Regions from separate parts of the Mus musculus genome. Here all the other regions are linked to region 2. A link is a loop called in an ENCODE intact Hi-C map of the cell type or tissue named here. Cell type or tissue: heart. All regions are shown on one strand. Links, peaks and the distances in the headings refer to the core of each region. The heading gives the core; the rest is flanking DNA.

Region 1 (6,360 bases), core at 444-5,443, 62 kb before region 2:
CAAACATGTGCCACCACATGGTTTCCTATGTGGGTTCTGGGGCTCAAACTCAGGTCTGCATGCTTGTGAGGCAAATACACTGCCACCCAGGCCATATCACAAGTGGGTCTTCAGGCCATGACAGGGCACCCATTATAGCTTGTGACTTTCTGACAAAAGGTTGAGAACAGGGGCCATCAGCCTCTAAGTGTGGTTTATTTTTTGTTGTTCTAGTTTTAAAACCTCTGAGATAGGTCTTATGATGCAGCCTAGGCTAGCCTCAACTCGTGATCCTCTTGCCTCAGCCTTCTCTGTGCTGAGACAGCAGATGTACACACAGAGCCCAGCTCTTGTTTGTCTGTTTCTCTGTCCCTTGTCCCAGATGGCCCAGAGGAAGAGGTGAACAGTCACTTCCTTCCTGCAGTGGAGGGAAGGTCACAGGGATGATTCAAAGGAGAGGATTCTGTTCTAGGGACAGCAGCACTCAAGTTTCCCTGTATCAGCCCCCACAATAAGCAGCAAGGCAGCCCTGGTGGTTGGCAGTCAAGCTCTGAGGTGGAAAGAGGCACCTAAGGCTCAGAAACGAGTTCTCACCTCTCTAGGCGACCTGTGCTCCTCACAGAGCTGTCCCACCTGGCTTGCAAGGACAGCGTTTCAAGAGACCAAGTGGGTCAAGCCCCTGTGCTGACTTTCCCCTCTCCTGGTCCCGTCTCCTCCCTCAACACAAAGGCAGGAAGCTGCTGGATCACAGTGGCTCCACCATGTCATCCCAGCAGGCTGGGCAGTGGTGACAGCTCACAGCCTAGGCCATTCCCTGTTAGTTCTACTCAGACAGTAGCATAAGCAGAAGGAAGGAAGAGTCCTTATATGGGGTTTTAGGTGCGTGAGAGAGTTGTGTGTGTGTGTGTGTGTGTTTGAGTGTGCATGAAGGCAAAGGCTGAACGACAGTCTTGGGTGTCATCCTCAGGAACACTGTCCCCTCCTCTGACCAGGGTGTCTCATGGTTGGCAGCAGTGTGTATGTTTTCAAGGCTGACGATTGTTAGACATTTCTGTTCGCTAGCTTAGGTGGTAGCATCAGCAGGAGGAAGGAGAGTCCCTACTCAGTGCAGTAGTGACTCAGAGTTGGTGAGACAGCACAGTGGTGTGCACAAGGGCTTTGGAGGCCTTCCTCAAGGGTGTTGGGTACCGAGGAACAGCTGAGAAAGGTCTTTTTCCTGGCAGCTAAAAGAACATGGCAATGTCAGTCACACACCTAGATGAGGGCACAGATGACACCTGGACTTGGACTGCTCCTACGTGCTATACTACCTGAGGAAAGGCATCTGTGGCTCTCAGTTGCTACAGTGTGGCTGTAGTTATCCAGCCATGGGAAGGAGTATTTAGAGGTAAGGAACTATGAGCTATAAAAGAGAATGTCATACTCCCAGTGCTCTCAGCCCCAGCAGTGCCTCGAGCCTCAGAGGTCCTGGTTACTGCATAAAGTCACACGTCTTTACCCCTTTAAAACACTTTAGAGACTCTTTTTTGTTGTTGTTTTTTTGAGACAGTGTCTCACCATATAGCTCTGGCTTCTTTAATTCACTATGTAGACCAGGCTGACTTTGAATTCAGAGATCTCTTTCCTCCTGAAAGCTGGATTAAAGGTGTGTGTCACAATGTCTGGCTTTCTTAACGTGTGTGTGTGTGTGTGTGTGTGTGTGTGTGTGCGCGTGCGAGAGAGAGAGAGAGAGAGAGAGAGAGAGAGAGAGAGAGAGAGAGAGAGATTGAGAGAGAGAACGATAAACAACCATCAGGAGTTGGCTCTAGGGCCTGAGTGGCACCTTTACCTACTGAGCCATTTTGTCAGTTCAATGTGTACTTTTCAAGGCTGATTATGCTAGACATTTCCCCTTTCCTAGTTTAATGACCCCAAACTGTCCACTGTCTAGTACCTGTGTAGACACCCCCAAGCAGAGAGAAGGACCTACACACACCCACTGGCTTAGCTCCTACTAAACAGTCAGCAAACCCAATCGTCTGCTGGGAAGTCCTAGCTGTGAGCCAGCACCTGTCTCTTCAGCTGTGTCTGGAAAGCCCCTGGACTTTTACCCCATTCCCAAATAAAGCAAAGACTTGGAAACCAAACCACTCAGCAGTTCAAGCCTCCAACATCCTTGTGTTAAGATATGAAAACCCGGAGCTGGGCAGCGGTGACTCACACCTGTAATCCCAGCACTTAGGAGGCAGAGGCAGGTGGATCTCTGAATTTGAGGCCAGCCTGGTTACAGAGTGAACACATGAACGAACCTGGGCCAGCAACATCCCAAACAAACAAATGAAAAGCTGGGGCTGCTAACAAAAGTGGTGGCAACAGGTCTGTGGTCACAACACTAGGGAGACTGAGGCAGGAGAATCAAGAGCACAAGATTACCTTGAGCTACGTAGTGAGACTCTGTCTCCAAAGCCATGGCTGAAAATTCAGGTTGGTGTGAGAATGCTTGTCTAGCATGCCAAGTCCTGACCCTATCCCCCTAGTACTACACCATACACACACATACACACAGGGTTCAGTAAAATCTCCTTTTTTTCTCAGTTGAAGAAACCAAAGTTTAGATGTTAATTTGGCCATAGTCAAAAAGCAAGTTAAAAGTAGAAAGATGGTTTAGTCACATAGTTTCCCACTCATGTGTGTGTGTGTGAGAGAGAGAGAGCGCTTGTCTCTGTGTGAGAGACACCTTGTCTGTGAGAGAGAGAGAGAGAGAGAGAGAGAGAGAGAGAGAGAGAGAGAGGGAGGGAGAGAGAGACCTTGTCTTAAAAGCTAAGCTCAAAAGCTAAGATGGAGAGAGAGAATAAAATTCCCAATGTTAACATTCTGGCTTCTACATGTATGTGTACACACGTGCACAAATATACTCTGTAACATATACAACACACACACACACACACACACACACACACACACACACACCCCTGAACTCTTCACCTCACTACATGCATGGCCTGAGAGAACAGAAGTGTGGACTACAAAAGGTTACAGATCAGACTCTGCCAGCAGTGAAGTGCAACCGTGTCTCCCACAGACTACACTAGGCCATCTAAATAAGGGCAGTAGCTCCTCTCAAAGAACAGGGGCACGGAGCTGAAAGACAATGAGGGGCCAGGCCTATGACGGTCCCTCCCATTTGCCGATGGCGGCTTGCCAAAGGGAAGGGGTCACAGCATCTTCCTGCTGGATATGACAAGGCCTTGACCTCCCCCACTCCAGGCTGAACAAAAGGGAAAGGAAAAGGCTCAAAGCAGCTTCTGCCTGCCAGACACTGAGTCATCCGTGCTGTGGGGCAGTGGGCTCTCTGAAGCAAGGAGAGGCAAGCTCTGCCATGCAGCCCCGGCGCTGCGGCCAGCTGGGAGGCCAGGCTGAGGGCAGGGAGGCCCAGGCTCCCCTGTAGGGCCTGTCCAGGCCTCCTGCTCCTCATAAAGAGCCCTTGTGCTGCCTCTTGCCTGATGCTCTGGCTCCTGAGCCTGTGGCCCCAGGACCACTGACTCAGCAAGCCATCCCTTCAACTAGCACTCTCAAGTTGGACTTGGACAAGGAGCTGAGATCTCCTTCCTGGCTTCTGACCAGAGATAACAAACAGAAGTTGCCTTCTCCTCTTCTCAGAGGCTCTCCCTTCTTGAATGTTCTGCTGATGAGAAGTTATCAGGATTTTAGGAGACCCCGCCCCAACTCACACACCCACACACACACCCGCACACGGTGGTGTGCACAGTGGTGTAAATAGCAGAATTGCTGTTCCCATGTCCCGCTGGAGATGTAGACACAGAATGACCTCATCTGACCATGAATGGCAGCATACACTTGCCAACTTGCCAGTGTGACAGCTTCACATGGCAGATGCTCAGCTCCAGCACAAATGGTCCTCTGAGGGATGCTTCTCTTGTTTGGCTCATGATGAGTCAAGGCCTTGTCTGACACAGTAAACATCCACTCCGGCTACTGTCTGAGGCTAACACTGTGACACACCTGCCACTCACAGACCAGACTCATGTGCACCAGGAAGGTGACACCAAGAGGCCCACAGTCTAAGGCTGGTTCAGAGCAGAAGAGGAGGAAGAGGAGGAAGAGAAGGGTTAGGATGAAGGAGGAGGAGGAAAGATGAAGGAAGGAAGGAAGGAGCAGCAGCTGACTGAGGCAAGAGCACCCTAAACTCAAAGCCAGCCTGGGCTGCATGGCAAGCTCCTGTCAAAATATAAAGCAAACTGAGGGCTGGGATGGAGCTCTTGGTGGAGCACTTGCCTGGCATGTATGAGGTCTGGATCTGACGCCTAGCACTACCCTCCCACAAAATAAACAAAGTTCTGCTCGTTTGTCACCAGCAGACAGCTTCCACACAGGTCCCTGTGGAGGGGAGTGCACAGGCCCAGGCAGGAAGAACTCAACAAATGAATGAAACTGCTTATATGAAACCAACTTGCCAACCAAGCAGAGTGCAAATCCTAGCTAACATCCCACTTTTCCCCTTTATGGATGTGAAGTAAACGCCCGGCCTAGCTTTTCATCTTCTAGAACTGGTGTCGGGCCAGGAGTGGTGGTACATGTGTGTAATCCCAGCACTTGGGGGGCTAAGGCAGGGAGCTCCTGAGCGATGTAGGGAAGAGTCTGTCTCAAACCAATCCGAACCAATGTGCCAGCTGTTCAAGAATGGAGACTTGGGGCTCCTCTGACAGCAGGGCCACTAAGAGGGCTCTTCACAGCACAGTCTGGAATGCTCAGAAGCCAACGCCAGGCCACCTCAGGGTACCTCCTTGGAGCAACATTAGCCGTTTATGCAGGAATAGCGCCAGGTGAAGTGTCATCTTCCCATAGCCTGAGCAGCAGGGACTTTTTGGACAAAGAGGACATTTGAAAGGTGTCAATGACTTGTCTCTCAAAGCAACATGTTTTCCACATTTTGGAGAATTTAACTTGATTTTTTTTTTTTTGAAAAAGTTCAAAGCTTGGTAAATAGAGGTACATCACAGAGTTTAGCTTCTTGAAGCTGGCTGGAGAAGATACACTATTTTTATCATATTCTACCCTATAGCCAGTGGGTTCTTATTTAGAAGAGAATGTTCATTGAGAAATTGGGAGGTGGGAATGGGGGCCAGAGCACTTGCTGCTCCTCCAGAGGACCGGAGTTTGGTTGACAGTGCTCACATCAGATGACTTACAACTGCCTATAACTCTAGCTCCAGGGAATCCAACACCCTCTCTGGCCTCTGAGGACAGCCACAAGCAAGTGTGCATGCTAATGTGCATCCCCATATGCACATTCACAAAGCGCTCTCTCTCAGGTTCAGTTGTCTGTACTAGCAAGGATAGAAAGGGGGACATCATAGCAGGCTTGTTTGCTGTTCATCATTCACAGCTCTCTAAATGCTTACCTAGACAGACTCCTCCCCAGGGAATGACCCCACTACAAAAATCAGCAAAGTTACCATTACCAAGAGGCTCCAGTTCTCACAGAAAACAGGATAATGCTGGACATAAGGGAGAAACCACACCCTAAAAGAATAAAGCCCTTAGTGAGCACTGTCCATATTTATCTCTCATTTAAAAGCTTCCTAACAGTATGGTCTCGTGGTTCAGGCCTGCAATCCTAGCCACTAGGAAGGCTGAGACAGGGAGATCTCAAGTTCATGGCTAGCCCGGGCACCTGAGTGAGACTGTCCCAAAATATACATCGAGAAGAGGGCTAGGATGGAACTCAGTGGTGATCCTGCCCAGCATGCACAAAGACCCAGGTCTAAGCTCCAGACAGAGCTGTTCACAGCAGCACTGTCCTTAGTGGAGAAAACACCGTTCATCCACACAATGTAACACAGCAACTAAAGTGCATGGCCTCCTGATATTGCACGCACGGAGAACTTGAGGGAACTCAAACATGTTAATGGTAAATTAAAGCAGTCATCTATGGGCCGGCTGGGGGGTTTGGCTCAGCAGGTGAAGTATCCTCAGAACCCACGGAAAAACCAGGGCATGGCAGTGTGTGTTTGAAACTCCAGCACTGGGAGTAGTGATGGCTAGTAGTCAGTCTACCGATTGGTGAGCTCCAGGTTTAGTGAGAGACCCTGCCTCTAAATATAAGATAGGTCTGGAGTTGACTCAGCTTTCAGAGCACTGGCAGCTCTTGCACAGGACTCAGGGTTCATTCCTAGCACTTATGAGGTGCCTCACAACCCTTTCCCTGTAACTCCAGTTCCTGGGGGATCCAAGGGTCTCCCTTAGAATCTTTTGGGTACCAGGTATACACATGGTGCACAGATACACATGAGAGCAACCCCCCACCCCGAATAAATAAAATTAAAAATGCTTAAAAAAAAAAGCCGGAGGAATCAGATGTGGTGGTCATTCCTTTAATGT
Region 2 (6,360 bases), core at 580-5,579:
GGAGGGGAATGGAAGAGAGTGATAGGGTCTAAAAATAACCAAAAGACATCTTATACATGTATGAAATTGTAAAGGACTAAAAATTTTAAATTATTACTAAAAAAAAAAAAAAATGAATCCAGTTTTAAAAAAAGGCATTGTATCAAACCAAACAAGCAGAGTCCTTATTAACAAGTCCTGCTTCTGTTGCTAAGGAAGCCAGTAAAAGATTGTTGGCCCATGGTTTTCCCTGCTGTTCTGCTCCCACCCCAAGGTCTGAGGGGGGAGTAAGGGGCAGGAACATCCAGCTTATAACCCTCCCCACTAATCCCCAGCCTGCCAGGTCCACTGGGGCACAGCCAGCAGAGGTGAGCAGTGTCCTGTTTCCTGCGATCCACTGATCCACTCTCAGGCTCTGCCTGCCTCCCCAGGAGTCCTGCTGACATTGAGAACATCCAGACAACAAGAGGGACAATAGCTAAGGGGCAGTGTAAGAACACAATCAACAAGAGCCAGGCAACATGGCATCACCAGAGACCAGTTACCCTGCTACAGCAAGCCCTGGATATCCTAACATAGCCAAAGTACAAGATGACCTTAAATCCAATCTTATAAAGATGATAGAGGCCTATAGAGAGGAGATATATAAATCCCTTAAGGAGAATACAATCAAACCGGTGAAGGAAACGAATAAAACTGTCCAAGACCTGAGAATGGGACTAGAAGCAATAAAGACAACACAAACTGAGGGAGTCCTGGAGATGGAAGGACTCAGGAAGAGGTTTTATGTCAAAAAAAGCAAGCTAAATCTAAAAAGTTCATGGCACAAAACACCCAAGAAATCTGGGACAGGATGAAAGGACCAAATTTAAGAATAATAGGAACAGAAGGAGAAGATTTCCAACTACAAGACCCAGACGATATTTTCAACAAAATCATAGAGGAAGCCAGGAAAAGGGGATGCTGATGAGCACAGGAAGCCAGGAAAAGGGGATGCTGATGAGCACAGGAAGGAGACTGACTTCTCTAAAACGCACTTAATAGAGCAAAGTAGACTTGAGATCTATGTTCCCAAATAGTTTTTCTGCCTCCCAAGCTGAAAGAAACTGAGCCCTCCAAGCCTACCTGGCTCTGGGGTTCAGAAAAGCAGCAAAAATAAAACCAGGCTCCTTAAAGGAGATGCTGGAAAACAGGCCTTGAGTGACAGTCAAGTTTTACAAAATCCTTGAAGATGCCGGGAATTCTGAACAATATACCCATCCCTTTAAGGTTTGCATTAATGTTTATGAAGCACTTGGCCAGAACCCCTTGCTTCCCCGAGGCTCTCTCTGGAAGGTGAAAAGTGTGTGATTTTTCCTTCATAAGATTTTTTCCCCATCTTGAACCCAGAGGAGCTACTTGTATTAAAATGAAACATTTAGTAACAAACATGTTGAGTGTGGGAGTGTTGGCCCGGAAGTCTGGCTCCCAGGATCCCAGCCCAACCGCCCTACACCAAGGTTTCTCAAGGCCGAACTGAAAGACGTGTCCCAGATGGGCTTCTGCGTCCCCTTGCTAACTTAAAAAAAAAAAACCAAGGCCCTGTAAAAATCTAGTTTCGAGGGTAGCTTTTCTGATAAGACAAACCTCTCTACCTGCTTGAAACCGTGTTCCTCAGACCTGTCCCCCCACCCCCCAAAAAACCAGGGGCTTGGAAAGAATCAAGAAGAAAAAGAGAGATGAGAAACTTGACGAGGAAGCTAATCTAGGTGCAGAATAGACTCTGTGTCTAGACTTTTGCTACATCTTATTCCAATGTTGAGACAGGCTCTCACATAGTCCTGGCTAGCCTCAAACCGTCCATGCAGCTAAGCCTTGAACTTAAATCCTCCTGCCTCTACCTCCACAGTGCAGGAGAATCTCAAAATGCAGGAGAATGCTACCTTGACCAGTTTATCCCACACTCAACCCAGGGCCTTATGCACATTGGAAGAGACTTACAGAGCTACAGGCCCAGTTCTCCACAACTTTCTTTTTGACCCTTCTGCAAAGACTCACTGTATTAACACTGATCCTAGACTCTGTCAACATGACTGTTTCTTTCACATATACGGCACAGAATATAAAAGGCACAAGGGACAGGACCTTGAGTTCATTACCACATGAGGATTATTGCATCTAGTTCAAACAGACAAAACAACTATGCAACAATGAAGGACACGTGGACCCTGAATGACATGAGAAGGCTTCTGGAAGGTTCTTTGTTTTTGTGTTTTGCAGTGTAGAGGTTGGACGCCTTGGGCTTGTACTTGCTAGACTGGTGCTTTCCCACTGAACCATATTCCTAGTCTAATTTTTTTTTTCCTCTTCCTTTTTTTAGTTCTATAATGGTCCTGTACATATGCTTTTAAAGCAGGTTTAGTGTCACATACCAAGATGTTTTCTAATACAACTATATATCTTGGATTAACTTGGAGACTGGGGTCGGGGTGAGGCCGGGGGTACAGGTAGGGAGGTGGTTAGGGACGAACACGATTGGCACAGAACTGACCCTTGTTTCAATGCTGGGTAGTGGGTGTCTCGAAGCTCCTTCTAACATCTCACCTAACTTGGTGTGTATGTTAAATCACCATACTAAAAGGTTTAAAGAACAAAGTATGGGTGGCACATGCCTGTAATCCTACCACTGGGGAGACGGGTCAGAAGGATAAGGAGTTTAAGGTCAGCCTTGTCTACATGGCAAGGCCAGCCTGGGCTTCATGACTCCCTATCTCAAAAATACAAACACTGGCAACTTAGTCTAGTTAGTAATGTCCTCCCTAGCACGCATGAAGTTCTGGATTCAATCCCAGCACTACACGAACAAAGTATGGTGACACAGCGCCCTCCTCCTCTGTAATTCCAGGATTTGAGAAGTTGAGGAGAGAAAGGATCAGGAGTTCAAGGTCATTCTTAGCTACAGAGTGAGTTCAAGGCCAGTCTGGGGTATATGATATAATGTGTGTGTGTGTGTGTGGTGGGGGGAATAAAATGGTCAATTCTCATTTACAAATAAAAAACGAAGGCTGATGTCCTCCAACCTACACTATAAACTTTGCATGCTGGAGGGACAGGGAGAGTTGGCGACCCTCAATCCACGTGTCCAGCCCTAACACCCTATTTGTAACCCAAGTCCCTGAGAGTGGTCCAGCTTGCATTCCCACGGTCCCCAAGCGTCCAGGGCTCTGCAAATCTATCGCGCCCCTGGGAGGTCACGGGAGTAACCCCAACTGCATTGCTTGAGGTCCCTATTGGAAGGGAGGGGCGCCGGGTGGCAGGGTCGCGGGTCCGTGGAGAACAAAGGGGGCGGGGCCCGCGCGCCACCTGGACCAGGTGTGTGTGGGCGGGGCCGCGCGTCACCTTAAGGATGTTGTCGAAGATGGTGTCGCGGAACTCCAGCAGCGCCTTCTGGTCGAACTCCCGGCCGTGGATGATGCGCATCTGCTTGAGGAAGGTGGACTTGCCGCTCTCGCCGGCGCCCAGCAGCAGGATCTTGACCAGCCGCCGCACCGCGCGCCGCTCGCGGGCCAGCAGCGCGTCGATGTCGCGGCTGCGCCGTCGGGCCTCGCGCTCCGCGTCGCGCGCCGCGCCCGCCCTGCGCTCGCGGGCTCCGGCCTCGGCCGGCAGCAAGCAGCGGCTAAGGGTCCGCACCACCCCGGACATGGCCGCCCTCAGGCCGCGGCCGCGCCCCGCTGGGGCCCGCGCGCCATGGACGCCCCTCAGCCGGCGCGGCCCTGCCGGGCCAGGCGCCGCCCCGCCCGCCGCTCCCTCAGGCTGCGTCCGCCGCCGCCGCCCCGAGGCCCTCACTCGCCGGGCCGGCTGAGGGGCGGAGGGGAAGGCGCGGAGGGCGGGGCGGCGCCGCGCAGAAACTCTTTTATTGGTTGGGAAGTCTTCTATCTTGGGCAGCGCGCTTTTTTACTGGACAAGCGTGCCTTGGAGGAGGCGGGCACTCCTGTGGTCCTTGGGGCGGAGCCGGTGCCGAAAAAGGCGGGATCTTTTCGATGAGGGAGCTTCTTATTGGACTGCTGAGCAAACTTCTTTCTTTCAGAATGAAAGGGAGGTGGGGCCATTGAGGAGGAGGAGCTGAAGCCCTTCGCAACCAATTAGAAGTGCTCTGATCGTTTGTCAGTCACAATAACTACGCTTGGGATTGGAAGTTGTGGGAAATGGGGCGAGGCCAAAAGTGCCAGGTGTACAGAGTGACTCTCTGCCTTGATTCCCAGGTTGGTCCGGCTGTGAGCCCAAGATGTGGCTGCAAAGTTGGGAAATAGCGATGAGGTCCTCCTGCTCTTAAGTTTAGGGAGAAAGCTCAGTCGTTTTCCTTCCAAAAACATTGAAGCAGGGTGGGTCATCATTTTCAAACAAAAGCTGCTTTGAGTGTTACATGGGCCCCAAATAAGGAGAAAACAAACAAACAAAATTATTGTATGGGTCTCCCTAGGCACTTTCTTAAAATATGATTAAGGGGAGATGGTTCAGTGGGAAAGAACTGTGAAAGTGTGAGGACATGAGTTCAAATTTCCAGTTGTGCCTGTAACCCCACCTCTCAAAACCCAAGATAAGACCAATTCCAGTAACTTGCTGTGCAGCTATCCTAGCCCCAATGATAAGCTTAAGGTTCAGTGAGAGAAGCTGTTTGAAACGTTACAGAGGGGAGGCAGTTGAGCGACTTCTTGGCCTTTGTATGTATGTGCACTGGCGCGCGCACACACACACACACACACACACACACTTGCACACACATGCACGAGCGCGCACACACACATCTGTGTTTGTCATAATCACTCAGGCAGTTTGATGTGGAATAGTGGTCTGAAGTGTGGTGTCTGAAGGGTGTTGGTGCTGCATGGAGAATCATTACAGAAGCAAGAGAATTGAGATGAGTTTGAAGCCAGCCAGGGCTACATAGTAACTCTCTCACCATCTTGGCTAGAGATGATGTTGCAAGAGGAGGTCAAGCTTGTGTGATATAATCCCAGTATTGAGAGAGCCCGAGACAGGAAAATATGGAATTTGAGGCCAGCCTGGACTAAAGCTTGACTCTGTCTCAAAATGTTTTTTTTCAATATGTGTACCTGTTCCATATCCCACTTTCTATTACAAACAGAAGACAACCTTTGGTGTTGGCCCTTGCCTTCCACCTTGTGTGAGGCAGGGTTTCTTATTGTTTGCCATTGCATATGCTGGGGTAGCTGGCTCAGAAACTGAAGATAGCCCATCTCTACTTCCCATCTTGCTTGGAGTACAGATGCCTGCTACTGCGTCTGGCTGTGTGTGGATTCTAGCGAATCTGAACACAGGTCCTCACTCCTTTGAAGCCAATGCTGTACCCACTAAGGGATCACCCCAGCTCACGGTTTATTGTCTTTTAAGAGAGGTCTCATTTATCTCAGGCTGGGAAAATTACAGCCAAGGATGACTTTAAACTCCTGATCTTCCCGCCTTTGCTTCCTAAATGCATGCCATGACACCTAAGAATATGTTTCTAAGACAGAAAATGGGGGAATCTGAACCCATGGACTAGAGTTCAAACCTTATTCAGTTTTAAAAACCTAAATTAATTCACAGTTTTCGGCAAATGCTCCAGACATTTACAAATAACTTTATAAATAGCTTGATGCTGGTGTTTATAGAATCATTAACTATTTTAAAGGGCCATTTAGCTTTTTTTTTTTAGTGACACATTGTGGTGTTTTATGGGAGAAATTATATACTGTTGATAGTATCTAATTTGGGACTTTGACAAGGGTTCTGGCCATATCCTTCACATTTGCTAAAAGGCTAAAGTGCTTGAAATAAACACGTGTATCCATGCACTCCATAATAGTCTCTTAATTACCCCTGGCATTTATATGGCATGCTGTAATTTCTAAAGTGCTTTACATACATTATCTGATGTCATCTGTTCTCTCCACACCGCTGGGAGAGAGGCAAGTTACAGGGTAGCTCTAATAAAACAATCGGAGGGCTGGAGAGATGGCTGGCTCAGTAAAGTGCCTGCCAGAGCAAGCGGGGACCCCTGACTTTTGATTCCCCAGAACCTATGGAAAATGCCCGGGTGCTAGTGTGTGGCTCCAATCCCTAGTGGAGGTCAGGAGAAGAGAGAGAGAGAGAGAGAGAGAGAGAGAGAGAGAGAGAGAGAATATCATTCTGGAAGCTTACTGGCCAGCCAGGCCAGCTGAATCAATGAGTTTCAGATTCTCCTGTGTCTAATTTGCTCTTCTGTACTCGTGATGACAGACCATGACCAAAAGCAACTTGGAGAGGAAGGGGGTTATTTTAGCTTACAGTTACAGTTTACCACTGGAAGCCAAGGCAGGAACTCAAGGCAAGAGGTTGAAGCAGAGACTGTGGAATACTACT
Region 3 (6,360 bases), core at 460-5,459, 120 kb before region 2:
TTTTTTTGGTTGTTGTTTTGTTTTGTTTTGTTTCGTGGGATGCGTGAATTAATTGGCTTCCCGCAGGCAATACTAACTTTCTACCTGGAAGCCATGCTCTCAGATCCAACTTCAGGAGCCCGGGTTGGATTTCGGCAAACACTGGCTGCAACTATGTAGTCCAGTGGGCAGAGGTTCCGAGGGTCGCCATGTTGAGTTGAAAAGAGAGCATAAAGCACCATCCTTAACGATACGCAAGATTTGAGATTGGGGACATCAGCCTATTTACATGTTTGTTTTTTTTCTGTAAAGAAACTGAGATGTTGGGGGCCAAGGTGACTGACTCCCTAGTTGTTAGACCTGGGGTCTGGCGCCATGAGGATAAGACTGCCCATGGGCCAGCACCAACTGCTTTAAACCCTCAGCTGACGGTTTGCTATCACAAGCCTCTCTGAACTCTCCAGGATTCCGTGGCTTTCCAACCCAGGCCAGATAGGGAGCACTTCCCTGGTGGCCCAGCAGGCCAGTGATAGATGAAAACAGTATGTCATTTGCCTCTGTGTGTGTGTGTGTGTGTGTACACGCGCGCGCACGCGCGCGCGTGATCCTGTCTGCCTCATCAATGCTGGGGTTACAAATGTGTATCGCTATGCCCTCCTTTTATTTTGTCCCCTTCCGCCCCCATCCCATCTCCTTTATGGATTCTGGCGACTCCTGTTCTTAGGCTTGCAAAGGGACTATTCCCCAGCACACATTCATTTTTTTGAGTAAACAGCTCTCTGCAACTGGGTGGCTTTGCAACATTAAGCTTAATACAAGGATTCTCCTGGGAGGTTTTTTTTTTCTTGCTTGTCTAAGGACCCATGATTTGCCAAAGAATAACAGCCCAGACTCAGTATGTAAACGCAGAGTAGTTTTTTGGTTTTGTTTTTTTTAAGATTTTATTTATTAGCCTGGCAGTGGTGGAACATGCCTTTAATCCTAACACTTGGGAGGCAGAGGCAGAGGCAGAGGCAGGCAGATTTCTGAGTTTGAGGCTAGCCTGGTCTATAGAGTTCCAGGACAGTCAGAGCTACACAGTGAAACCCTGTTTATTTATTTAATGTGTATGACTACACAGTAGCTGTCTTCAGATACACCAGAATCCGTTACAGATGGCTGTGAGCCACCATGTGGTTGCTGGGAATTGAACTCAGGACTTCTAGGAAGAGCAGTCAGTGCTCTCAACAGCTGAGCCATCTCTCCAGCCTGCAGTGATATTTTCTGCAGAAGCCCAACATGCTGGGGTCTCCCATTACCAAGATAGAGACAACCAAGCTCACAGGTCTGATTTCCAGGGCAGATGAGCATTATCTTACTCTATCTCTAGGCATTCGGGAACCATGCCCTAAAAGAGATTGTGTGTGTGTGTGTGTGTGTGTATGTGTGTGTGTGAGACCTCGGGGCTGGGAACCAAACTCTGTTCCTCTGGAAGAGTAAAAGGTATTCTTTACCACTGACCCATCTCTCTAGTTCCCGATGGCCTACTTTTAATCTTTATTAGAAGAGCAGGCTGAAGTTGTGAAGAGTTGGTAACAATGGATGGCAGACAGAAGGCAAGCGGGGATAGAGGACTGGGGCTGTGAAGAGCTACAGAAATACAGGCTTTGGTGACTGGAGGGTCCTGACACTCTAGACCCCGGAGTTTAGCGCTACCCGCTGTGGGAACCGAGGGTTTCAGCACCGGCTGTGCTGACTCACCTGCTGCTGCCCACACCTAACGCTAAAGCTGAAAGCAAGGGCTAGAAGACCCAGTAAAATTCGGAGACCTTAAAAGCCTAGACACAAGGCGGGTGTGGTGGTGCACGCCTTTAATCCCAGCACTCCGGAGGCAGAGGCAGGCGGATTTCTGAGTTCGAGGCCAGCCTGGTCTACAAAGTGAGTTCCAGGACAGCCAGGGCTGTACAGAGAAACCCTGTCTCGAAAAACCAAAGGAAAAAAAAAAAAGCCTAGACACGTGGCCTGAGGCCAGCGAGGCCTTGCCTCCCAGCGGAAAGCCACGCCCACACCGAGCCCGCCTGGGGACGCTCCGCCCACTGCCTGCGTGGGCACGTACCATAGAACGCCCTGGCGGGGACGTGATAATTCCGAGAGATTGATACAGTGTGAAAATGCCAAACTGCACACAGCTGGAGCGCGTTTACAGGGTTTGAACCTTAGGGGTGATCGGAACGGCAGGGTCATCACTGGTCTCCAAGCGCGTCAACCCCGCTCTTTACACCCCTCCCCATGTCCGTCACGTGGTACAGACTTAGGGCGGGGCCTGTGGAGACGGAAACCCGAGCAACACTGAGGGGCGGAGCCTATAGCAACGTGGAGAGGAACTTCCGTCAGGGGCGGTGTCTGAGGGGTGGGGCCTCGTTGAAGGCGGAGTGAGACTTGAAGCTGGCGAGGTGGAGCCAATTCCCGCGGCGGGGCGGGGCCTGTGCTGTTGGGCCAGGCTCGCGTTGCGTGAAGCGAACTCTGAGATGGGGCAGGACCTGGGGAGGGCGGGGCCTCGGCCAGCGTAAAGCGGAATTTGCGGAGGGGAAGGCGGGGCCTGCCTTAGACACCGGAACCTCAGCGGGCGAGGCGCACGCAGGCCGGGGTGGAGATCCTGGTAAGGCGGAGTTCGAGCTTCGGCCAGGCAGTCTAATGGTGCATTTTGCACTCTCGGGCCTAATTCCCGTAGCGGAGGGATGCGGGGGCGGGATTAGAACCCCTAGGCTAACTCGCAGTCGCCGAGAGCGCACCTCTTACCCGGATTTGGGAGGTACGGACGATGCATGTCAGGGTCCAGACAGCACAAAAATCATTGCCCTCCAAGATGCATATTTCTGTCTTGAAGAGACACTTAGTTGGAGGCCGCGGGGTTGTCACTTGCAGCCTCTATCGACTTGGGCTGTGACACCCACCTTCCTGCGCACTCCTCCGTGGCTTGGAGGATTGTCTCATCCAGGTTTCTCTTGACCGTTGGGAACGGATTTAGGGATCAGGTGCCTGGGTGAACAGTCTCCTGCGCACCTGGCTGATCCCCTGACTGTTCTCGCAGCTAGGTTAATAGACAGCTACACCCCCACCCCATAACACCAAACCCCCAAGTTAACAGGCTTTGACAGCAAAGGCCTTGTGGCTCTGACTAACCTGTCCTCACCCACAGAGCAGCTTCTAGGGCTCAATCCTCTTGTCCAGGTTCCCCTGGACTGAGCTTAGCATCTTTGTGGACTTAAGAGTTCTGGTCCACAGGGCAGTGGTGGCTTGCCTTTAATCCCAGCACTTGGGAGGCAGAGGCAGGCGGATTCCTGAGTTCGAGGCCAGCCTGGTCTACAGAGTGAGTTCCAGGACAGCCAAGGCTACACAAAGAAACTCTGTCTCAGGAAAAAAAAAAAAAGAGTTCTGGTCCACGTGAAGTTGTCTGGGCCCATCCCCCAGTTAGGCTGCCTGTAACTAGGGTAGTTGGTATCAAATCTGTGGCTGACCTCTCCCTTCCTCTGTAGGAACTGCCTGCCTGATCATGGACCCAGAATGCTCCAGGCTCCTCCCGGCTCTCTGTGCTGTTTTGGCAGATCCCAGACAGCTGGTGGCAGATGACACCTGCTTGGAGAAACTGCTGGACTGGTTTAAAACAGTGACAGAGGCAGGTGAGGACACGGCTTAGAGAATTGTCCATCCACGTGGTGTCTTTACTTCATTTCCTTGAGGCCCTGTGGCTGTGGCTGATCAGGGAGAGGGGAGATGGAGTACTAGGGACTGACCTGAACTGTGGAGTCATGTAGTGACAGTCCCATTGGCTCCGACCACAGTTCACATTAGGAGTTTGCAGAGCACGCACCTACCTTGTTTTGCTGTCTTCTATGTATCTGGCTTGTCTTGAAGAAGTCAGATCTCTGGGTGGGTGTGGTGGGACCTGTCATCTAAAAGCCAAGACAAGAGGACATTAACAACGCTAAATTTGGGTTCAAGGCCAGCCAGAGTTACATCCTTTCTGTGTGGGTGGACCTTAATTTAATCACTGGCATTGTTGTATGTGTTTCCATTTTTTTTTTCTCCTGAAACAGGGTTTCTCTGTGTAGCTCTGGCTGTCCTGGAAATCACTTTGTAGACCAGGCTGACCTGGAACTCAGAGATCTGCCAGTGTCTGCCTCCTGAGCGCTGGGATTAAAGGAGTGCGCACACGACTCTTTTTTTTTTTTTTTTTTTTTTTTAAGTGCTATACTGGTTTTCCTTGAGCATGAGAGTTCCTGGGCAAATGAAAATTTTACCTCTCCTGTTTGATTGGTTGATCATGTTCTTCAGACAGGTTCCATTAGCCTTGTCTTGTCATTAATTCCTTCCTTCATTTCTTCTTTGGCTTATTCTGTTCTTTTTCTTTTCTTTTGAAGCATATTCTAACGTAGCCAAGGATGACCTTGAACCTCTGGTCCTCCCTTGTGTAGATCTGGATGCTGGGATGGTGCGGTATATACCATCACACCCTGTTTGTATTAGATGCTGAGGATAGAGCCAGGGCTTCCTACATAGCAGGCAAGCCCTTGATCAACTGAGCTTCAACCCCAGCCCTTACCTTTTCTTTTGTGTTTTGTCTCACCTGTTTTCTAAGTTATGGAATTTAAAATGATTAAAAGGTAACATGTTAGTTGAATCCTACAAGGTTTATTGCCTTGTACTTTTGTAATTAGGTTTTGAATTTGTGTATTTTGCTTTTTGAGACATGGTTTCTCTTTGTATCCTTGACTGTCCTTCTCTCTTTATAGACCACACTGGCTTCGAACCATTGAACTCTGAGATCCTCCTGCCTTTGCCTCCTGAGTGCTGTGATTAAAAGAGTATGCTAGTATACCTGGCCTCGTGTTTTTATATATGTGTGATACATGTCTGTGTGCTTGCATGTGTGTGTGTGTTGCATGCACACCCAGACATGTACTTCGGAAGGTCAGAGCAGGGCAGGAGGACATTATATCTTCTGCCATTCGTCTCCATCCACCTTATTGCCTCGAGGCAAGGTCTGTTATTACAGGAGACTGGGCCGCCCAGGAAGCTCTTGGGATTCTCTAGTTAGGATTAGAGGCTTTTGCAGCTATGCCCAGTCTTTTATATGAGTGCTGAGGATTTGAACTCAGGTCCTCGTGATTGAAGGACAGGCACTGTTACCCACTGAACCATCTTGTTTTTTGGAGGCAGCTTGTTTTTTGGTTCAGCTGTGTAGCCCTGGCTGGGCCTGGACTTACTGTGTAGACCAGACTGGCTTTGAACTCAGAGGTCTACCTGGCTCTGCCTCCGTCTGCCATGTTTAAGTGTGTGTACCACTACATCTGTCCTGCAAGTATTCTTAAACGGCTTTATTGAGATATGATTCACATGCACAGAGTCCACCCATTCAAAGTTTACCAGTTCAGCGGGGCATGGTGACTCAGGTCTACAATCTCAACACTTGGGAGGCCAGGACAGATGGGTTGCTACAAATTTGAGGCCAGCCTGGGCTACATAGTTCAGGGTCAACCTGGGTTACAGAAGGACATCCTATCTTGAAAATGCATATAAAATGAATGGATAGGAAATGAAGTGTGCCAGTGGAGTGGGCTTTAGTCAAGTTAGGGGGTGAATGGTCTCATTATGTAAACTTTTTGTTCCCAGCGTAGCTAGGTATCCGTTGGCAGGCAGTTCCCACCTCTCTCCCAGTTTCCTGTAATTTTTAAGATGTCCAACATAATAGAACTGAGCCTATTGGTGCAGGCTTATTAGCCCAGGTACTTGGGACTGAGGCAGGAGGATTGTGAGTTTATGGTCTCGGCTACACAGTGAGTTCAAGGCAACCTTGATCCTTTTGAAAGCAAGAGAGAGAGGGGGGGGGCTGGCAGCCAGATATGGCAGAGCACTTGGGAAGCAAAGGTGGGAGGATTAGGAGTTCATGGCTAGCCTCAGCTACACGGCAAATTCAAGGCTAGCCTGGATTAGAAGAACTTGTTCCAAAACAAACAAACAAACAAACACAAATGCAAAATCAATAACAACAAACAAAGAAGCGATGGGATGTAGCTCACTGGGTGAAGCCTTGGGTTCAGTCCCTAGCAACTGTCCCTTACTTTCCCAACAAAAGGAAAAAGCCAGGGCCAGGCCTGGTGGCACATGTCTTTAATTTCATCACTCAGGAGGCAGAGGCAGGCTGATCTCTGTGAGTTCAAGGCTAGCCTGGTCTACAGAGTTGAGTCCTAGGCTAGGGCTACATAGAGAAACCCTGTCTAGAAAAACAAAAAGGAAAAGAAAAGAAAAAGCTAGGCATGGTGCTACATGCCCATAATCCCTGCATTTAGAAGGTAGAGGCAGGAGGCTCAGCAGTTCAAGGCCGTCCTCAGCTACCTAACA
Region 4 (6,360 bases), core at 656-5,655, 80 kb before region 2:
TCCTGACAACCCCTCCATCCCTCACTCTGCCTCTGTCTTCCCAACTAGGATGGTCTCAAGCTGGTCACATAGCCCTGTGCTCTTACCCTCTCTGTCTCCCTGTGTCTCAGTCCTCTCCCACACTTGACAGCTCTCCCTTACCCACCACTCCCTGTATCATCCCCGAGTTCCATCCTCCGAGTGGGATGCAGCTGGGACATTCTCCCCAGAGATGCCTGCCCTTAGCGGTACTCGCAAGTCCTTGGCCCCCCTCTCCTTCACTGGCCTGCCTCTGTTCCAGTGCGCTCTTTCCCCTCTGTACTGTGTCACAACCGCGGAGAGGCTCCACTCCATGCTTTGTTAGCAGCGCCTAGCAGACCCAGACGCAGCTGCTTCCCTCTCTCGTGCTGTTCTCCATCTTGATCTTCACCAAGGCGCTCCTAGTCCCATTGCCTTCCTTCTCTGCCTCTGTCCACAGCAGACTTCCTTGGGCAGCTCTTTTGTCTCGTGTCCTTTCCTCCTCTGTGGTCACTCCCCTGGCTTTCCAGGGCCCCACTGGCCACCCAGGTCTCCCTCTTCTCCCTCCTTCTTCCCTGAGTAGCTCAGGTTCCTTGTTCTGACCTTGACTCTCTGGGCGATGCAGAGCCACGATCCTCTTCACCCACAGTCACAGCTGAGGGACCTCTCACTGGGCCTAGGGGTCTGGGTGTGGGTATTTTTTGGGTAACTATTCAGGTGCCTGTTCTTTCCTGGGCTCTTTTTGCCATGTGTGTGTGTGTATGTGCATGTGTGTGTCTTCCAGTGTGAGAGAGTATGTGTGTGTGTGTGTGTGTGAATGTGTGTGAGTATGCATGAGAGTCTATGACTGTGTTAATATGTGTGTGAATGTGTGTGTGAGGCTATGTGAATGTGTGTGTGCGAATGTGTGAATTTGAGAGTGTATGAGTGTGCGTGAATATGTGTGTGTGAGAGAGTGTGTATGTGTGTGAGAGAGTACATGAGTGTGAGAATATGTGTATATGAGAGAGTGTATGTGTGAGTGTGTATATGTATGTGTGTAAGAGAGTACGTGTGTGTGAGAGAGTACTTGTGGGGGTGGCAGGGGGGATGTCATAGGTCTGGTCTTCCTCATTCACTGATATCCCTTTTGGTTTTCTTGAAGCAGGTCCCTCACTGCTATGGGACTCACTAATCTGCCCTGGCTGACCAGTGAGCTCCAGGGATCTAGTGGTTTCTGCCTTCCCAGTGCTGGAATTACAAGCCCCTGGGACTGGCTTTCTTACCTGGGTCATGGGGATTAGACTCGGGCTCTGTGTCTGTATGGCAAACACTACACTCACCTCAGCCCTCGACTGCCCCTTCGGCCTCCTCATATGGAAGGTGAGGGCCTTGTTATAGCCAGATCGGCTCTCATGGCTCAGGAGACAGAGACCCAGGACGTGACTGGCCCTAGGGATCCATGGCCTCACTCTCAGGCCAGGTCCATGCTCCTTGGTCATCTCCTCTTTAGCTGATCTGGGTTCCGGGTCTCACCACAGATGTGGCTTGCTGCATCCAGCTTTGAGAGGGGCTGGTCCCAGACCAAGGGATGGAATGGGAGGCTCATCTGCTTGCCCTACCTTCTTCCTGCAGATGGCATCTTGTCCTTCTTGAAGAACAACAAGCCAGGGGATGCCTTGTGCGTGCTGGGCCTCACGCTGGCTGACCTGTACCCCCATGATGCCTGGACCTTCACCTTCGGCAGATTTCTTCCGGGGCACGGTGAGCTGAGGTCCTAGCAACTGTTGCCTAGGAGGCAGAATGATGTGGTCTTAGCACACCAGTGCAGGACATGCATATATGTTCTCTCCTGGGGGTGGGGGTGGGGGTAGGGGTGGGGTGGGGGTGGGGGTAGGGGTGGGGTGGGGTGTGTGCACAAGCTTGAGGCTATGTTCTCACGGGCCCTGGGCAAGGGGCTGGTCCCCAGAGTCAACTGCATATGGCAGGGCCAGGGGACCACTTCCTCTTCTGGCTGTCCTGGGCTGCAGGAAGTGCTGGGGTGGTTTCACCCTAGATTCCTGAGCCATGGCTGTCCTTTGGACTACTTCTTCTGGCTTCTCCCCAGAAGTGGGTGTGTGTAGCTTCGCTCGCTTCTCTGGAGAGTTCTTGCAGGCCGGGTCCAGTGTTCCTGACTCAGCTCTGCTGGAGGCAGCAGCAGCAGGTGGCCCCGAGACGCTGCCTCGTGAGCGAGGACGGACCCTGTGCTTCAGCGCCCTGGGCATGGTTCAGTGCTGCAAGGTGAGCACAGGAGACAGGAAGGCTCAGAGGCCCCTTGCGTAGTCAGTGCTAAAAGGGGTCCCTAACTTTAAAGAGTGAGCGATCCAAGACTAAAAGACCCCACGGCTCAAGACCACAAAGAGATGACCCAAAGGGTTCTGGGGTCTGGCCCTGGGTCTGGCTGGCTTCTAAGCCTCCTCATGCTGTGTGGCCTCTTAGAGCCACTACGGAGGACGTAGTAAGGGGGATGCTTGGATCACTGCCTAGGGATCCGTTGTTACCCAGGGTGTTGGACTTCTTCCAGGGTTGCCCAGTGGCTTGGGGATCCCTAGGTGGGAGTTCCAGGATGCTGAGACTGAGGCGAGGCTTGGTACCTTGTCCCCCTTAGGTCACCTGCCATGAGCTCTGCCACCTCCTGGGCCTGGGGAGCTGTCGCTGGCTCCGCTGCCTCCTGCAGGGGGCGCTTAGCCTGGATGAGGTGCTCCGTCGGCCCCTGGACCTCTGTCCCATCTGCTTGAGGAAGTTGCATCACCTCCTGGGCTTCAGGCTCCTGGAGAGGTACAAGGTGAGGCGGGGAAGCCACACAGAGGAAGTGAGAGGGGACAGAGTGTGTGTGTGTATAGAGAGAGACAGAGAGATAGAGATAGAGACAGAGAGAACACCAAATGACATGCATGCACCATCATTCCAGAGGGTAGGGTGGGCTGCGGGTCTTTCTGGCAGATGGAACACTCAGGCTGGTGGCAGTAGCAGTGGCATCAGGCTGCTCTGTGTGGAATAGTGCAGGAGAGCACCCCTCCCCTCCATAAGTGCTATATTTACAGAGCATTGGTAAGGCTCCTTCTCTACATGTCCATGTCCTCTTTCCTCCCCTCGGCTCCGTGGTGGACACGGGAGATCCTGTACCCAGAGGTAGTGCAGCTCCTAGGACAAAGGGGAAGTTGGTGTCCAGAGGGGCAGCCAGCCACAGAGCCTCTCTTGGCTGAGCTGAAGAGGAGGTGCTGCCCTCTGCTGTCAGCATGAAGTGTTGCTACAAGTAACCTCCAGCCTTTATCTCTGTAGGAAGGCTCGTTTGCAAACCATGACATAGGCTCAGGGTTTGAGGTCAGATACAAATGCTGCTTATTTTTCTCGAAATCCACCTTAGGTTGAAATCAAGCTAAAGGTTTCAGTGCATGGAGGGCATATCCCTGTGTGTGTAAAAATCAGCTGTTTCCAGTGCCTAGGCTCAACTTACTTACTTGTGGGAAGCCTCTCTCCCCACAGGCATTTTCTTCTTTGATTTTGTGGTGTTGGTTCAACCTTTAATCCCAGCACTCCAGTGGCAGAGCCAGGCATCTCAGTGAGTTTGAGGCCAGCATGGTCTACATAGTGAGTTCCAGGACAGCCAGAACTACATAGGAAGACCCTGTTTTGAAACTAACAAACAAAAACAAAACAAAATCAACAAACCAGAAAGAAAAACGGCAAAGCTTTTTATTTTTATTTGTATGAGTGTTTGCCTACATGTATGTGGACCATGTGTGTGTCTGGTGTCCATGGAGGTCAGAAGAGGGTCAGGTCCCTTGAGACTGGAGTCACAGATGGTTGTCAGGTACCATGTGGTTGCTGGGAATTGAACCTGCGTCCTCTGGAAGAGCAGACAGTGCTCTTAACTGGTGAACCATCTCTCCTGCTCCCTCTCAGTTTTATAAGGTTTGTTATTCATCCATCTGTTTGTGTGTGCAGGTGCCATGGTGTGCATATGGAGCTGAGAGGATGTAAGTCACCAGGAGTTAGGTTGGCACCCTGGGGTGGCCAGGTCCTTCTGGGGGTAGGGCATGGGAATTAGCAGGGCTCTAGCTGCTGCAGGAGGTGGGGTCAGCTCATTGTCACTAGGACAGTCCCTGAGGATCTGACAGGGGGCGCAGAGCTAAGTGAGACCTAGCCTCAAAGCTATATCTTGTCACACAATATATAGCACATCTGGGCATGTGCTGTGTCACACAAGGGCATCCATCTGGGGATGTGCTTTGGGAAGCTCATGTCACAGGACAGCTGATGGTAGGTGGCATTTAGGGGCAGAAAATGTGATTTAAAAACATTTGATTTAGCCGGGCGTGGTGGCGCACGCCTTTAATCCCAGCACTCGGGAGGCAGAGGCAGGCGGATTTCTGAGTTCAAGGCCAGCCTGGTCTACAGAGTGAGTTCCAGGACAGCCAGGGCTATACAGAGAAACCCTGTCTCGAAAACCCAAAAAAAAAAAAAAAAAAAAAAAAAAACATTTGATTTAAAAACATTTTACTTCAGAGTTGGAGGGATGACTTAAGAATAGTTTGGTTTCAGTACCCATGTCTGGTAGCTCACAACTGCCAGTTAACTCCTGGTTTGCAGGATCTGACGCCCTCTTCTGGCCATTGTGGGTACTACATGTACAGGATATATATATTACCCAGTGGAAACAAAGTTTGAACTGTAGGGGCTGGGAAGATATCTTAGTGGGTATGAGGATGTGAATTTGGTTTCCTGGCAGCTAATAAAAAGTTGGGTGTGGGGCAGGCATAAGCAACCCTCATGCTGGGGACAGTAGGGTCTAAGAAGCTCTCTAGCCAGTCAGTCTAACCATGGTGAGCTCTCGGCTCAGTGAGAGACTGTCTCAGAAAACAAGGTGTGAGCCGGGCGTGGTGGCGCACACCTTTAATCCCAGCACTCGGGAGGCTGAGGCAGTCGGATTTCTGAGTTCAAGGCCGGCCTGGTCTACAGAGTGAGTTCCAGGACAGCTAGGACAGTCAGGGCTATACAGAGAAACCCTGCCTCGAAAAAAAAAAAAACAACAAAAAAACGAGGCATGAAATGAGGATGCGTGGTATTGATCTCTGGCCTCCACATGCACGTGTGTGTACCCTACACATGTACGTGTGTGTACATGCGCACACACACAAACACATAAAAGTTCAGATTAACTGTAATCGTCATGTACTTTAACTCTGAGCAGTGGCTGGGTTAACAGCCATCTTGCCAAGTACGTGTGAAAGGTGGGCTTCTGGGAGTTGGAAAGTCCAGTTCGGCTGTGGCCTGGACTCCAGTCCTCAGACCCACCTCCAGGGACCTCATGGCTCCAGCTCCATGCCGGCTCCTGGGGTGGTCCTCAGTGACTCCATCGCCAACCTTAGCCTATATTTCTTCCCGCAGAGACTCCATGCTTGGACTCGGGTGATGGTGGAGATATGGTCTGGTCAAGAGGCTGGGGAGCCATCTGTGTCGGAGGACACCTTACCCTTCAGTGCTGACTCAGGCATGGGCTGTGAGAGTGACACGGAGCCTGTCACCAGCCCGTCAGAGCCTGTCACCCCTGATGGGTGGAGTCATCCCTTCCCTGACGGACCTGAACCAGTATCTGAGGATGGGCTGGGCTCTCTCATGGCCTCAGAAGTGTCGCTGACCCTCGGGGGGCCGGTGGACGCCATGGAGGAGTATGGACAGTGGCTGACTGCGTGCATCCAGACCCTGGAGAGGGAGGGAGCTGAAGAGGAGCTGCTCCAGGTGGATGCGGCTGTGGATGCCCTGAGCCGGTGGGAGATGTTCACAGGGCAGCTCCCGGTGACCAAGCAGCACGTGCCCTGTGGCAAGGATAATGTGGGACTGCGCAGGGTCCTGGGAGACAAGTTCTCTTCCCTGAGGCGCCGGCTGAGCTCACGAAGATTTGCCAAGGCCAGTTCTTCCCACTGCCGCTGGGGGGCAGAGAATTAACCTGGCAAGATGGACCAGCCAATGCCGAGAAGTCAGCTCCTGGCATTATTTTTTTTTTCCTCTGAGGATACTCACCAACCAGGGGTGCCCAGTGACTGAGGGTCCTCTGGTATCTGCAGGGTTAAAACAAAGGTTCCCCAGAAGCTAAAGAAATGCTCTTTGGGTGCTTGCCCACAGGGTTCCCATGTTGTGTGGCCTGCAGAGGACGCTGAGAGGCAGGAGGTTGCTACATGGTTAATTGTACCCTGCAGGAGGGGGCTCTGGGCCACCCTGCAGCATGGGCTATGTGGCTGTGTATGTCTGTTTCTATCTCTGTGTGTCTGTGCACGTGAGTGCAGTTGCCCACAGAGGCCAGAAGAGGGCAGCAGAGGCCATTACAGGAAGTTGTAAGCCACC
Region 5 (6,360 bases), core at 512-5,511, 53 kb before region 2:
GATCTGGTCAGTGTTCTTGGGATAGATTAGTGAACCAGACTCTTAAGACCAAAGGACAGGACCTGAGGTGCAGAAAGCAGTAGCTGTCACAGGCAAATTTAGTTTAGTGTTTGTTTTTTTTTTTTTTTAAATAAAAATTTCCCTACGTTTTTTATTTTATATGCTTGGGTATTCTGCCTCATTTATCTGTCTATCACATGTGTGCCTGGGGCCCACTGAGGCCAGAAGCAGGTGTTAGATCTCCTGGGACTGGAGTTATAGCTGAGTGCCAGGAATGGAACCAGAATCTTCTGGAAGAGCATCGGAACAATCTCTCAATCTCCAGCCTGTCACTTAGCTTTCTAAACATGTAAAACAAGTTCCCTTCTAATCAGTATTTTGGGTGTCTAAGTTTATTCTAATAGACACACCCGTTGGCCCAGGCTGGCCTCAAACTTGCAATCCTCCTAACCTTGGCCTCTTGAGTGCTGGCATTATAGACATGCAAGGCATAACTGTTTTCTATTTTATAGCCTTAATCTGGCTGAAATCTTACCACAGAGTGGACTGAAATGAGGCAAGAGTCAGCTTGAGCTGCCTTGGGAGACAGAAACTTAAGTGATGGGGCCTGAAGACATTTTGAATAGAGATTAGTAAAGAACAACAGAGGTGGAAGTCGACGTGAGAATCAAGGCTTGAGGGGCCCCCATGGCAGGGCATATCTGTAAGTCCAGCACTTTGGAGGCAGAGGTAAGAAGAAGATCATGAGCTCAAGGCCAATACCATGAAACTCTGCTCAAATGGGAGACACGGTTTAAAGGATTGATTTTCCTTCTTTTGAGTCACGAGAGCCTAGGATCCCTGTGCCTGGTGTCTCAGCTGGTAGCTGGAAGCCTCTGCTAGCTCCATCAATAAACACAGCAGAGAAACAGAACTGCCTGGTCTCTGTGCATTTGAAGAAGCCTGGGCACCAAATGCAGGATAGATTAGGCTCCTTGTTCTAAGAGATGGGATTTCCTAGGAAGGGCAGGAACCATAATGCCTAGGAACTATAGTAGATTTCTAAATGGGCAGACATGGTAGGGACAAGAGGGTATCAGAAATACCTGAGGAGCATCCTACAGATATGCTGAGTCCTAATTCAGTCTCCTGGAGTTGATTCAGGGGTGAAGGGCCCAGACTGCACTTTGAGAAGATTTGGACAACTAACACAGCAACACACTCTCTGCCAGCAAGAGAGACAAACGTGGCTATGGCAGAGACCTCACGTGAGCATGAGCTGGAGTGTGAGCTGAACTGTACAGATGGGTCTCCACAGGCGCGGGCACTGGCTCTGCATAGGACTTGCTCATTCAGGGGTGGATACTCATCTTGATGGTGCCATTAAAAAAAAAGGAAGGGTGCTGGTGTGGGGAGGGTGATGTCTCAGTAGGCAGTGTTTTTATGCAAAAAGACCTGGATTCTGATCTCTGACATCTGTATAAAGAGTTGGTCATGGCAGCCATCATTGGTAAGCCCAGAAGTAGAGGGTAGAGACAGGCAGATCCCAGGGACTGGCTAGCTAGACAGTCTAACCCACACACAGTGAGACCTTGTTTAACAAACAAGGTGGAGAGAAGAGTTGGTGGTTCAAGTGCTGTGGCTCAGGTCTAATGAGCTGAGTTTGATTGCCTGAACTCACAGTGGAAAGAGAGCACCAACTCCTCAGAGTTGTCCTCTGTCCTTCACAAGTGCACAGTGGCATGCGTGTTCCTCCCTGGCCCAATGACAAGATTCTGAGTTGGTCTTAGTATGAAGCATTTCCCTTTCTGATCTCCTGACCTTCGTGTTAGATGGTGATATCCACGGCACTCAGCAGGCCCCACCAGCAGGTATGCACACCTTGACCTGCACTCAGTAAGGCTGTTCAGCTATAGGCATGGTGGCAAGGGACTGCAGAATAAAAAAGCACATTCTTCTACAATTAAAAACAGAAGGAAGGCAAAAGGCACTATGAGCCAGTAAGTCAGGCGTCCCCCTGTCTAAGGATGGATGGCCAGATCAGGGCAGACCTTGCTTTTCCGGAGTGACTATTACCCAGGCTTTATTAAGGTCAGCGTTTCCTCTCTCACTTCTTTGGAGAATCATCTTTAGCCTCCTTGAAAGGACAAAGCCCCAGTTCCTCCTGTGGTCTGACCTACAGTTTTCCTCTCATGGAGCTGTGAGGAATATAGGCTGCAGCAGGCTCCACTCTCGGCTCAACTCCTGCACTCACTGGGAACCCTCTTTTCAGAACTCACCTCCCAGGTTGGAGCACAATAGAAATTCTGAAGGAGGGATTTTGAGGTGGTGCTGGACATGCCTATATATATATATATATCTCCCAGAATTTGCCTGAGAGAGACTGCTGCCCCACACAGCCAGGCAACGGTGGCTTCAATGACAGGCAGCAGACCTGGAGGGCATAGGCCCCTGCTCCCTGCTGAACTGGGTAAAAGGAGGTGGGACTTGCACACAGCACGTTACAGCTAGTCAAAGGGAGCTAAATCCAAAGCCTGCTTTTGTAAATGCTACACAGACTTCATAAAACATGTTTCTGCAGGGTCTGACTTTTACAATCCATCCCTAAAATGTCTCATGGCTTTTATGATTACAAAAATAATATGCTTTGAGCACAATTAAAAATAGAAATAATCTAGGGACTGATAAGAAGGCCGAGTGAGTAAAGGTATGTGCCATCAAGCCGCATGACCTGAGTTTGAATCCCCAGACCAACACAGCAGGAGAGAACTGATTTCCAGAAACTGTCTTCTGACCACAAGTCTTTCTTAGCATATGACCATGTACACACAAACAATAAATAAACATAACAAAAATCATTTAGGGCTGGGTACAGCAGTGCACATGTGTATTCCCAACACCCTTAGGGGCTAAGGCAGGAAGATCATTTGAGCCCCAGAGAACTGGAGATCAGCCCAGCCAACTCCGTATTCGCGTGAGATGACAACAGTCAACTCAGAGAACGTATGGTTTTGTGGCTGTGGGCATATGTGACCACTATGGAAGCAGAGGTAGTCCAGCCACTACAGACTTCACTCGTCTATGCCCAAGGCACATGTGCCTGTCCTCAACGACAGGACAGACAGATGTGTCCTGGTTCCTGCCTGCTTCCTTCACGGCAGGATCAGGGCCTTCCTGCCGCGTCAGCACCCAGAGCCCTTAGCTTTCCTGGCCTTACACAGGAGTGCTCTGAGCTCTAATCTGGCTGCCCAGCTCCTAGGGAGTGTTTGGGTTGCCTCCTTTCTGTTTGCTTTTCCTCCTATAAACAACACAACTCACCTCCTCACAAATCAGCTTTGCACAGTCAGCTCCTTGCTTTCCTTTTCAGTTCTCAACATTGCAAATTGGGACAGAGAAGTAAATAAAATACTAATATACAACTAACCGATACAACAGAACTCACAGGGCCAGGTGAGGTGGTGCACCCTTTAATCCCAGCATTCCAGAGGCACAGGCATGCGGGTGTCTGAGTTCCAGGCCAGCCAGGGCTACACAGTGTGAACTTGTCTAAACAAGCTACAAAGTGGGACATGACTTGAACCCCAGATGCAGCCTCATAAAACCCTCACTTTATCTTTAAAAGGTAACCTGTGCCAACATTAGGGATTTCTCTTTTTATTTCTGTGTAGTTGCATGCGTGCGTGCGTGCGTGCGTGCGTGCATGCGTGTGCGTGGGCGGGCCGTGCAGAGATTGATGGTGTTCCACGTATTTATTTAGATAGCACCAGTCATCCATTCACATAGGCTGGCCAGCAAGTCCCAGAGACACTAAGATTGCAGGCATGTGTTACTGTTCAGGCCTTTTCTCTTTGCATGTGAATCTATGTGCCCTTATCATACCTCATTATGCCCTGCTCCACAGTGCAGTTGAGTTTGTAGTGCAGCCCAGTTGTACCATATGACATTTAGACTGGGGCTCAGGTGAGCAGAGCGCTTGCCTGGTAAGCCCTGAGTCCATACCAAACACAACTGTTGTGGTGGGGTACACCTGAAAACCGAGCATTTAGGTAGGAGGACCAGGAGTTCAAGGTTAGTATGGACACATTAGATTGTCTCAACAACAACAACAACAACAACAACAACAACAACAACAACAACAAAGAGGGATGCCACGGGAAATTCGTATGACAGCCTGAATGTATGTATCATCTGAACCATCTGAGGGACTCACTGTGCAGTGAGCTCACAGCCATGAATAAAACCTTTTAGCTCCCCACTTGACTTCCAAGGAACATTTGGGTTATTTGTGGCTGTTGAGTAATGCCACGGTGAGCCTTTTCACACAATCTTTCTGCCCTGTGCCACGGGGCGCGCACACCCTTACCTCAGTAACAACACAATCTGTCCTCTAGATTGGGAGCACAGGTTTGCCTTCTTGTGAGCACCAGTGTGGAGTGTGGAGAGCTGCAGGATGCCCGTCCCTGCAGCATTTTAGAATTCTTGGATGTCTCGAGGCATGCTGAGATGGCAGGTCCCTATGTGGCTGTGTATTTACTTCATTTTCCTACTGAGCTGCCTGTTTCTTGCAGACACAGTGTGGAAGTTCCTGGAATGGCCTAGGCACTGGCACCTGAGCTTACAATTGCACACATTCTCACTTCCATGGCTATGTTACCTCTGATGGCAGAGGAGGCTTGGTCTAATGGTACTTACCTTACTAATCTTTCCCTCTTGGGTTTGCATATTTGTTGTTGCTTTCAGGCAGGGTCTCATATAGCCTAGGCTGGTCTCAAACTTCACATTCAGGTCAGGCTGGTCTTTAATTCCTGATCCTGCTATGTCTACCTCCTGAGTGCTGGAATTATAAGTGTGCAATTCTACACCTGCCTGGACTTGTCTTTTGAATTCTTCCAGTCCAGATGTTATGCCACACATCTTTGATCCCAGAACCTAGAAGACTGCTATGAGTTACAGGCTAGCCTGAGCTACTGAGCAAGGGCTTATCTTAAAATGAGGGAGAGGCAGAGGCAGAGGCAGAGAGGCGGGGGAGAGGGGAGAGGGGAGAGATGGGGTAGGTGGCTGCATGCATGTGTGCATGCGTCTATGTGCATGCGTCTATGTGCCTGCGTGAGTCCTGTATACATAAAGAATAAGCGCCTGAGTTCAGGAAAATCCCCCTGCAGGGCCTCTGCCCCTGTTCTTCCTGTGTTGCTCTGTGTGGAGCTGGGCGATGCTGTGAGCACACTGACTTCACACTGCTTTCTGCTTATTTCCATCTCCATCCATAGCCCTGCTGCCTTGATCAGTAAAGATATTTAAAAATACATCTCTATATCTGGTCAACAAATATCTTTGATAAAGAACCAGTTATTCTAGATTTTGTGGGCTACAAATAGTTTTTTCTACTGCATATTCTTGTTCTTAGCTGGGGCTGGGGAGCATACTAAAATGACCCACACGACATTTATCCTCTAGGCTGTAGCTTGCTGATCCCTGTGACAGGTCCAGATGTTAAGGATAGAGTCCAGGTGCTAGGCAGGGGCTCTACTACTGAGGTACACTATCACTGCACCCAATTCTGCCTCTCATTCATTAAGTAGCCTTCTTAATGAATAACTTGCTGGGTGTGGTGTTCATGTGCATAATTCCTGCACTTAAGAAGCAGAGGCAGGTGAACCCTGTTTCAACACCCCCTCCAAAACAATAAACAAGCAAACAAGAACAGCAGCAACAACAAAATCCCTGACATCACTGTCCTCAGAGGAAAGTAAATGGAAGCCATAGTGAGAAAAAGACACTAAAGCTGGAGAAGTGAATGCACATTTCAAAACCCTAAACTCACTACACAGCTTTGATCCCAAGTGTGGCCCTACAAAAGAGGGGCGCACAGGCCAGTGGACCAGAACTGAATGTCTCAAAACAAGCCTACTTTGGTGGCTGCTTTCAACAAGGGTGCCATGGCCCTTCAATGGGAAGACACAGATGGTTGTAAACACTCTGTGTGGATATTCACAGTCTACACACACAACCAACACAAATGCATCAATGTCCTACCACAGGGTAACCCAGCTCTAAGAAGAGAGCCTTGGATTTGGCAAGGTCACCAAGACGAAGGACAAGAGAAATAGCAGGTAAGCCATTTTTACTCTTCCCGAGGCGCAGACTTCCATATGGATATGAATGTCTCTCTCTACAGGTCCTTTCTGAGGCCCTTTCCTGAGGTTTGCTACTGGCCAGTCTCCTGATGCAGCTTGAGACAGCCTTTAGTCTGCCTTCATTTTCACTGAACAGGCTGCAAGTCTCCTCTCACAGACTCACCTGGAGGTATCATTTCCTCAAGCGTTGGGCGAGTGTCAGCCTGCCACCTCAAGTTATAGCTGCCCAACGTTTTTAAAATATCAC

The links. A loop is a pair of places that touch in the nucleus more often than their neighbours do. Peaks named below come from ENCODE experiments on the same cell type or tissue, not always from the same donor. Only the 100,000 strongest peaks of a DNase experiment are listed, where the experiment ranks them.
Region 1: it touches region 2 in a loop (2.9-fold over the local background); 13 of 42 quality-filtered maps call a loop at or near these places.
Region 3: a loop joins it to region 2, with 3 times the contacts of the local background. A loop is called at or near these places in 4 of 42 quality-filtered maps.
Region 4: it touches region 2 in a loop (4-fold over the local background); 8 of 42 quality-filtered maps call a loop at or near these places.
Region 5: it touches region 2 in a loop (2.9-fold over the local background); 14 of 42 quality-filtered maps call a loop at or near these places.

What each region holds. Positions count from the first base shown.
Region 1 is chr5:140,764,699-140,771,058 of GRCm38, forward strand. All of the region lies in intron 2 of Gna12 (guanine nucleotide binding protein, alpha 12), which reads right to left. Among named protein-coding and RNA genes, the nearest start is that of Gm30745, 18 kb to the left of the region's middle. In heart, for the core only: no CTCF peak of the experiment used is centred there; DNase peaks (open chromatin) are centred at 713, 3,233 and 3,843; H3K4me3 peaks cover 536 bases; H3K27ac peaks cover 3,491 bases.
Region 2 is chr5:140,826,637-140,832,996 of GRCm38, forward strand. It overlaps Gna12 (guanine nucleotide binding protein, alpha 12), which reads right to left and starts at 3,795. Exons shown (of 4, transcript NM_010302.2): 1 at 3,358-3,795. The coding sequence starts at 3,660. In heart, for the core only: a CTCF peak has its summit at 2,852; DNase peaks (open chromatin) are centred at 1,445, 2,675, 3,335 and 3,975; H3K4me3 peaks cover 3,020 bases; H3K27ac peaks cover 2,378 bases.
Region 3 is chr5:140,702,459-140,708,818 of GRCm38, forward strand. It overlaps Brat1 (BRCA1-associated ATM activator 1), which reads left to right and starts at 2,553. Exons shown (of 14, transcript NM_181066.3): 1 at 2,553-2,617; 2 at 3,495-3,638. The coding sequence starts at 3,512. In heart, for the core only: no CTCF peak of the experiment used is centred there; DNase peaks (open chromatin) are centred at 2,433, 3,243 and 3,583; H3K4me3 peaks cover 2,508 bases; H3K27ac peaks cover 3,017 bases.
Region 4 is chr5:140,746,532-140,752,891 of GRCm38, forward strand. It overlaps Amz1 (archaelysin family metallopeptidase 1), which reads left to right. Exons shown (of 8, transcript NM_173405.2): 5 at 1,612-1,740; 6 at 2,084-2,256; 7 at 2,624-2,800; 8 at 5,407-6,360. The coding sequence ends at 5,964. Gm30745 (a long non-coding RNA gene) reads right to left here and starts at 3,197. Exons shown (of 3, transcript XR_377171.4): 1 at 3,058-3,197; 2 at 2,629-2,785; 3 at 1,832-2,249. In heart, for the core only: CTCF peaks have their summits at 2,663, 3,258 (motif pointing left) and 4,636 (motif pointing left); DNase peaks (open chromatin) are centred at 2,140, 2,650 and 3,180; H3K4me3 peaks cover 540 bases; H3K27ac peaks cover 860 bases.
Region 5 is chr5:140,774,026-140,780,385 of GRCm38, forward strand. All of the region lies in intron 2 of Gna12 (guanine nucleotide binding protein, alpha 12), which reads right to left. Among named protein-coding and RNA genes, the nearest start is that of Gm30745, 27 kb to the left of the region's middle. In heart, for the core only: no CTCF peak of the experiment used is centred there; a DNase peak (open chromatin) is centred at 3,150.